3 separate regions of the Homo sapiens genome follow, and all the other regions are linked to region 3. Evidence: read pairs that join two places in POLR2A ChIA-PET (ENCODE). Cell type or tissue: Panc1. All regions are shown on one strand. Region 1 overlaps LINC01594 (long intergenic non-protein coding RNA 1594). Region 2 overlaps LIMS1 (LIM zinc finger domain containing 1). Region 3 overlaps LIMS1 (LIM zinc finger domain containing 1).

Region 1 (2,500 bases), 430 kb after region 3:
TCATTGGCACTAGTAAGATTTTTGGGAGCTGGCAAGCTCTGATTGGTAAATGACAATGTTGGGTAAAACTACTCTTAGAATCACAGCAGGCTGTTTCAGCAGCCATTGGATTAAACTGGCTTCATGTTACAGCAGACAGCTTTGGCATCCAGGCTTGCAAAGAGTTACATTCTTGGAGTAAAGTTTTATTCCCTGGGTGATTTCCCACCTGTCCTGTGGACTCTGTTTCAGTTGGTATGACAGGAATTTCCCTTGTGACTAATGATATTGAGTATTGCACTATTCTATAGGCATGCTATGAATTAACAAAAAATTTAAAATATGCTTTGCTTTTATTTTTAGATACATAATATATTATGATATTTGGTAATTACTTTGCCTGAGTTATTGTTTTTTTTTTCTTTGAGACAATGTTTGGCTCTATCACCTAGGCTGTAGTGCAGTGGCAGGATCTTGCCTCACTGCAATCTCTAGCTGCCTAGCTCAAGCCAGCCTCCCACCTCAGCCTCCTGAGTAGCTGAGACTACAGGCATGCACCACTACATCCAGCTAAATTTTTTTTATGTTTTATAGAGACAGGGTTTCACTATGTTGCTCAGACTGATGTTGAACTCATGAGCTCAAGCGATCTGCTCACCTTGGCCTCCCAAAGTGCTGGGATTACAGGCTTGAGCCACCACACTGGGCCTTGCCTGAGTTTTAATGTTTTCATCGGTACCTACCCTCATAACATATTTTTATTTAATGTTTATTATATGTATCTTTAATACTATATAACATTATATATATTTTATTGGGAATCTGTTTAATTTAGACCAATTTGTGTGTGTGGAAAGGAGTAAAATGTCATTAAAATTATCTCAGCATTTAATCAATATACGCATGACCCGTGTAGCTATATTGTCAAAAAATCCCTCTCCCTTAATCTAAAGAAGATAGGAATAGTAGAAATTCAGGCAGAATTTCTACTATTGGAGAATTGGGGAAGAAATGCCCCAAAATTAGATTAGAAAATGGAATTTGGCAGATTTTTATAGATTACTAAAAGCAAATGATGCCACAGATTTAAATAAGACTAAAAAGTGATTTAATGTGGTCAATAGATACATAAAATATTCAGTAAAAATATTAAAAAAAATTTGCTTTATTTTATTCACTTTTACCAGAAGACATCTCATAGTTCTAAAACACATGTATATAGTCCTGAATAATTTACACTATTTACCTTAAACTATTTCCAGAGAGGTGAATTATTTGCTATCCAAAAAGAATTACTGATACCCCTAATAATTAGCAAACACTTAAAAAATACTTAATACTGATGAAGGTTCACTTAGATATTCAAGAATTGTTGATGGAATGTCAAATTGGCATACATTTTTTAAAATAATTGAGCCTTGTGTGGCCATGAGTATAAGATTATTGACCCAATAATTATACATCTGAAAACAAATATTTATTTATTTTATTTTATTATTATTATTATACAAAGGACATGAACTCATCATTTTTTATGGCTGCATAGTATTCCATGGTGTATATGTGCCACATTTTCTTAATCCAGTCTATCATTGTTGGACATTTGGGTTGGTTCCAAGTCTTTGCCATTGTGAATAGTGCCACAATAAACATACGTGTGCATGTGTCTTTATAGCAGCATGATTTATAATCCTTTGGGTATATACCCAGTAATGGGATGACTGGGTCAAATGGTATTTCTAGTTCTAGATCCCTGAGGAATTGCCACACTGACTTCCACAATGGTTGAACTAGTGTACAGTCCCACCAACAGTGTAAAAGTGTTCTTATTTCTCCACATCCTCTCCAGCACCTGTTGTTTCCTGACTTTTTAATGATTGCCATTCTAACTGGTGTGAGATGGTATCTCATTGTGGTTTTTGATTTGCATTTCTCTGATTGCCAGTGATGATGAGCATTTTTTCATGTGTTTTTTGGCTGCATAAATGTCTTCTTTTGAGAAGTGTCTGTTCATATCCTTCACCCACTTGTTGATGGGGTTGTTTGTTTTTTTCTTGTAAATTTGTTTGAGTTCGTTGTAGATTCTGGTTATTAGCCCTTTGTCAGATGAGTAGGTTGCAAAAATTTTCTCCCATTCTGTAGATTGCCTGTTCACTGTGATGGTAGTTTCTTTTGCTGTGCAGAAGCTCTTGAGTTTAATTAGATCCCATTTGTCAATGTTGGCTTTTGTTGCCATTACTTTTGGTGTTTTAGACATGAAGTCCTTGCCCATACCTATGTCCTGAATGGTATTGCCTAGGTTTTCTTCTAGGGTTTTTATGGTTTAGGTCTAACATGTAAGTCTTTAATCCATCTTGAATTAATTTTTGTATAAGGTGTGAGGAAGGGATCCAGTTTCAGCTTTCTACATATGGCTAGCCAGTTTTCCCAGCATCATTTATTAAATAGGGAATCCTTTCTCCATTTCTTGTTTTTGTCAGGTTTGTCAAAGATCAGATAGTTTTAGATATGCAGCATTATT
Region 2 (2,500 bases), 58 kb before region 3:
AAACAGTCTACATGTCAACAAATGGATAAGGGTTAACAAAGGCAAATACTGACTTCATTTGTGTTTTAAACACGATTATATGAATTTTTCTTTTTTAATTAAAAAAATGACATAAAACCATTCATATAGGTCCTCTTCTCTCAACTGCTTTGAGATATAGCTTTAAATATGGGTAGATCAAGACAAGTAATGTTGGTAATCTCTTATCTTGCATAGAAAAGAAAAAATAAAGGAACTTATTTCCTTCCTAAGGTCTCAGCTAGTTTCTTAAGTCTTTTCTTCAGCTCCAATGGAAATTTCTCATAGCACTTCTTACAGACTGGCTTCATGTCAAACTCCACAAACTTATTCCTAAAGACAAAAAATTATAAAAAAAAAGAAGTTAGTGGAAACATATTCAACAAAGATATATAAATGATGTGCAGTAATTGTACTGAACTAAACGAAGGCAACTAGGTGATGATATTATATTCATGTTAGTAAAAAAACCATAATCCTAACCTCAATTCTTATTGTGATATATATATAAAAATTCAGTATAATTTTAAAAAAAAGTCCTTATAAATTGGTTCTATACATCCATCTGTGTAACACAGACTGTAGATTACATTTTATTCAGTACTAAGTAAACAGGAAATCTAATGTAAATATAATTAACTTAAGTACAGTCAATCACTTTTTTTTTTTTTTTTTTTTGGAAACAGAGCCTCGACTGTCACTCAGGCTGGAGTGCAGTGGTGATCACAGCTCCCTGCAGCCTCTAACTCCTGGACTCAAGCCATCCTCCCACCTCAGCCTCCTGAATAGCTGGGACACAAGTGCATACTACTATGCCTGGCTAACTTAAAAATTTTTTTTTGTAGAGACAGGGTCCTGTCGTATTGCCTAGGATGGTAATCACATTTTAGAATACCTTAAAGATAAATTTATCTAAAGGAAAGAATCATATTTTTATAATGTGAATGATTTCTTTATTGGAGGCAACATGATCTTACTTAGTACTTTAAATTAGGTAGCCATGAGGTTTAATTAATTTTAAATTATAAGGGGTTATTTTGGTTATCTGACAGAAAGGTTGGAAGAAAGTTTTTAATCACTCTTAACATAAATGTAACCAGATCACCTGTGGTTGCATTGTAAGCGGTAGCTATTTGAAGAACTCAACTATTCTTTTGAAAAGCTAGAGCAACACACATTATCAATTTATTTTTAAAATGGTCCTGGAGAAGACAACTTTTCAGATAGCCTCCTGATCATCTGTAATGCATTTCCAACAGGTAATTACAGGAGCTTATTACTGTTGAAATCCAGAGTGTTTAATTTTGAATTGAGTAAATATACAACTTGGTAACTTGTTCACTGTCTGTGAAATTATATTCAGGTAGCATTTGTGAAATAAATCTAGTGGTATATTGCTATCTATGACAAAAATTATAAAATCTGCTGATATTTTTACTGCATTTAAACATTATATTAAACTAGACTTTGCTTCAAGATCATTTTAAAGGACAATGTTAGTAACAAAGGAAATTCCTAAACACATATCTAAAATGAAAAATCTTCTATTTTAAAACACTACACTGGGAATTACTTTACGGCTTTTCTCCCAAGGTCATCTTAGAGCAAAAGCTATTAAAACTGCCATTTTTTTGATAAAAGAAAAAAATTATTCCTGTTTTCAGACAGACTACCTTAGCAAGCTTTCCAGTTTTAATCTTTTTTATTTTTTATTTTTTGAGACAGAGTCTCACTCTGTCGCCCAGGGTGGAATGCAGTGGCACGATCTCGGCTCACTGCAACCTCCGCCTCTCAGGTTCAAGCGATTCTCCTGTCTCAGCCTCGCGAGTATCTGGGATTACAGGCACCCGCCACCATGCCTGGCTAATTTTTTTGTATTTTTAGTAGAGACGGGGCTTCACCATGTTGCCCAGGCTGATCTCAAGTGATCTGCTGCCTTGGCATCTCAAAGTGCTGGGATCACAGGCGTGAGCCACCATGCCCGGCCTCATTGTTTTAATCTTACATTTACATTTAATTCCTCTTTATAGAAGGAAACATGTAAACTGGAACAAAATATTTTTAGAGCTCCAAACACAATGGTAACTATGAGGGAAAACTGGAACAATCATGCTGGTAATTCAAAAGAATTTCAAAGATTGAAATACTTCTCATAAAAATCAGGAATAAAAAAAGAGTTTGAAGACATTGAGGAAATGAATTCATAAACAGTAGCATATGGGTATTGTATGAATGCACATTCGAACATCACAGAAGAAGATGTCTTACGTAAATCAGATGGACTTTGCTTAGATACGAAACATGCTGAAAGATTTTTTTTTTTTTTTGAGACAGAGTCTCACTCTGTCGCCCAAGCTGGAGTGCAGTGGCAGTCATGGCTCACTGCAGCAGCCTCAGCCTCCTGAGTAGCTGGGACTATAGGTATGGGCCACCACGCCTGGCTAATTTGTTTTTTTTTTTTGACGGATGGGGTCTAGGCATG
Region 3 (2,500 bases):
TCAGCAAACTGCAAAAGAGGTATGCAAGAAACACACAGCCTAGGCTGAGCTACTCCAACGTTGACTGAATTCTAAGCACTAACTTATTTGAATCAAGGACAGAAACTGGTTTCATAACAATGACCACCTTTATAGCCTTCAGTTCTTTCTCTCTTACGGGATCATGAGACATGGTGGGCCCACACACACAAAAGCCCTTACTTAATGCAGTGCCTGGCCTATAACAGGGGTTCAATTAATGGTTATGTACTAGTCAGGAACACATGATCTGAGTTTTCACTCTCAAACCAAAGCAAGGACATTCCCACCACTTAAAAATGATTTTATATGCTATATCTATAAAAATATGAGCTTGGAAGGTTTATTCTATAACCAGAAAGTAAAGGTTACATTTCTTTGCACTTCCATTCTTGGTTAACCTGATCCATCCAGGAATCAGGAGAAGGGTACTACTTCAAGGTCAACGCTGCAGGAAAGGAGGAAAGGAGGTCTAAGAAGCGAAGAGCTCACTGCTGCTGTGTGGCAACTTCCCATTTTCACTTTACTCCTAAACTATTAGGGATACAAATTTCAAACTGCATTTTTTTGGGGGGGGGGATTCATATTCTTTTCAAATGGCTGACGTAGCCCTGATTTTATCCAGGCAAGATAAACCTAACTGGGAGGTGAGAGAGTGAGGAGGGCAGAAGCATGGCCGAAGGAACAGGGAAAAGGGAAAGCTCTAGGAGTTCTTATCTCAGCACTAGACCAGGGGTCAGCCCAGGTTTTCTGTGAAGGGCCTGAAGGTAAATAATTTTTGTCTTTGTGGGCCACATTGGTCTGTGTCACAACTCAACTTTGCCAGCGTAGCAGAAAACCACCACAGGCAACACATACAAATAAGCATGGCTGTGTTCCAGTAAAACTTCATTTGTGGACACTGAAATTTGAATTTCATATATTTCACATGTGAAAAATATTTTTATTATTTTTTCAACCATTCAAAAATGTAAAACCCATCCCAAGCTCATGGGCCATACACAAAAAGGCAGCAGGCCAGATTTGGCCTGAGGGTCATAAGTTCACCTGCCCCTATATATATTTTTTGTTTGTTTGTTTGAGAGAGTCTCACTCTGTAGCCCAAGCTGCAGTGCAACGGCGTGATCTCGGCTCACTGCAACCTCCGCCTTCCAGGCTCAAACAATTCTCGTGCCTCAGCATCCTCACTAGCTGGGACCATAGGTGTGCGCCACCACACCTGGCTAATTTTTTATATTTTAGTAGAGGCTGGGTTTCCCCATGTTGCCCAGAGTGGTCTTGAACTCCTGAGCTCAGGTGATCTGCCTGCCTCGGCCTCCCAAAGTGCTGGGATTATAGGCGTGAGCCACCGCACCCGGCCTACCAGCCCCTATATTGTTATTTATTTATTTATTTATTTAGAGACATAGTCTTGCTTGGTCACCCAGGCTAGAGTGCAGTGGCGCGATCTCGGCTCACTGCAACCTCTGTCTCCTGGGTTCAAACGATTCTCCTGCCTCAGCCTCCACAGTAGCTGGGACTACAGGCGCTTGCCACCACGTCCAGCTAATCTTTGTATTTTTAGTAGAGATGGGGTTTCACCACGTTGGCCAGACTGGTCTTGAACTTCTGACCTCAAGTGATCCGCCTGCCTCGGCCTCCCAAAGTACTGGGATTATAGGCGTCAGCCACTGCATCCAGCCACCAGCCCCTATATTAAGCTGTTTTGAACCCAACCAGGAGAAACTTCAATTTTGTACTGTTTCTAATCAGTTATTTATAGATCCCTTCTATCTGAGGCAGAGAAAAAGTAACTTTGAGAATTTTTAAAGGGCAGGAATTTCTCAGGTGTGTTTGTCATTCAGGTATTGTCAAAAAACAACTATGTTTGAATGCAACATAATTTAAAAGATAGAATAGCTAAAGGAGTAAGTGTAGGTACATGGGTATATCTTAGATGTTATTTTGGGACACCAAAAACTTCAGGGAAAAAAGGGTCAATGCCTTGTGAAGGTCTGGGGCTTCCGACCCACTGGAACAAGCATGTCACTTGTGTCACTTCACTCTAACTGTAACCACAAACACAGTGGGTAATGCTCCACTGTACAAAGTATGTGAATAAAGTCAGTTTCAAGTCATATTTAATACTTTAAAACAAAAGTCTAGGAAGCCCAGTGTTTGTCATGCCACCTTTTACCTGCTTCGGTTTTGAACAATTTCAAGTTTGACGCCGGAACTATTTTCATGTGTATTACAGTGCTCTTTAAGCACGTGCATCTCGTGTTTCAGAGCACAGCCTTTTATTTAAACTTTAAGAGCAAAAAATGTTTTCTGGCAGTGGCCATGGCCAATTTTAGTCTCTGAAAGTTTTTCTGTTAAGAGTCCACAAACGTAAGAAATGAACACTTGAGTAAGAAGGAATGAGAGCTGGAATGGGTCTTATGCAATACTTGAGACAGTATGAAAGATGTTTGATAGCACAGGTATTCAAAATCAAATAATT

The links. Peaks named below come from ENCODE experiments on the same cell type or tissue, not always from the same donor. Only the 100,000 strongest peaks of a DNase experiment are listed, where the experiment ranks them.
Region 1: POLR2A ChIA-PET joins it to region 3 with 11 read pairs; 2 of 35 experiments call an interaction of 5 or more read pairs at or near these places.
Region 2: POLR2A ChIA-PET joins it to region 3 with 15 read pairs; 6 of 35 experiments call an interaction of 5 or more read pairs at or near these places.

Annotation. Positions count from the first base shown.
Region 1 is chr2:108,197,625-108,200,124 of GRCh38, reverse strand. The region is part of intron 1 of LINC01594 (long intergenic non-protein coding RNA 1594); the gene reads left to right. Among named protein-coding and RNA genes, the nearest start is that of LINC01594, 19 kb to the left of the region's middle. In Panc1, no CTCF peak of the experiment used is centred here; no DNase peak of the experiment used is centred here.
Region 2 is chr2:108,681,736-108,684,235 of GRCh38, reverse strand. LIMS1 (LIM zinc finger domain containing 1) reads right to left here. Exons shown (of 10, transcript NM_001193483.3): 10 at 1-351. The coding sequence ends at 237. Among named protein-coding and RNA genes, the nearest start is that of LIMS1-AS1, 4.4 kb to the right of the region's middle. In Panc1, no CTCF peak of the experiment used is centred here; no DNase peak of the experiment used is centred here; H3K27ac peaks cover 1,935 bases.
Region 3 is chr2:108,623,675-108,626,174 of GRCh38, reverse strand. All of the region lies in intron 1 of LIMS1 (LIM zinc finger domain containing 1), which reads right to left. Among named protein-coding and RNA genes, the nearest start is that of LIMS1-AS1, 54 kb to the left of the region's middle. In Panc1, no CTCF peak of the experiment used is centred here; no DNase peak of the experiment used is centred here; H3K27ac peaks cover 1,967 bases.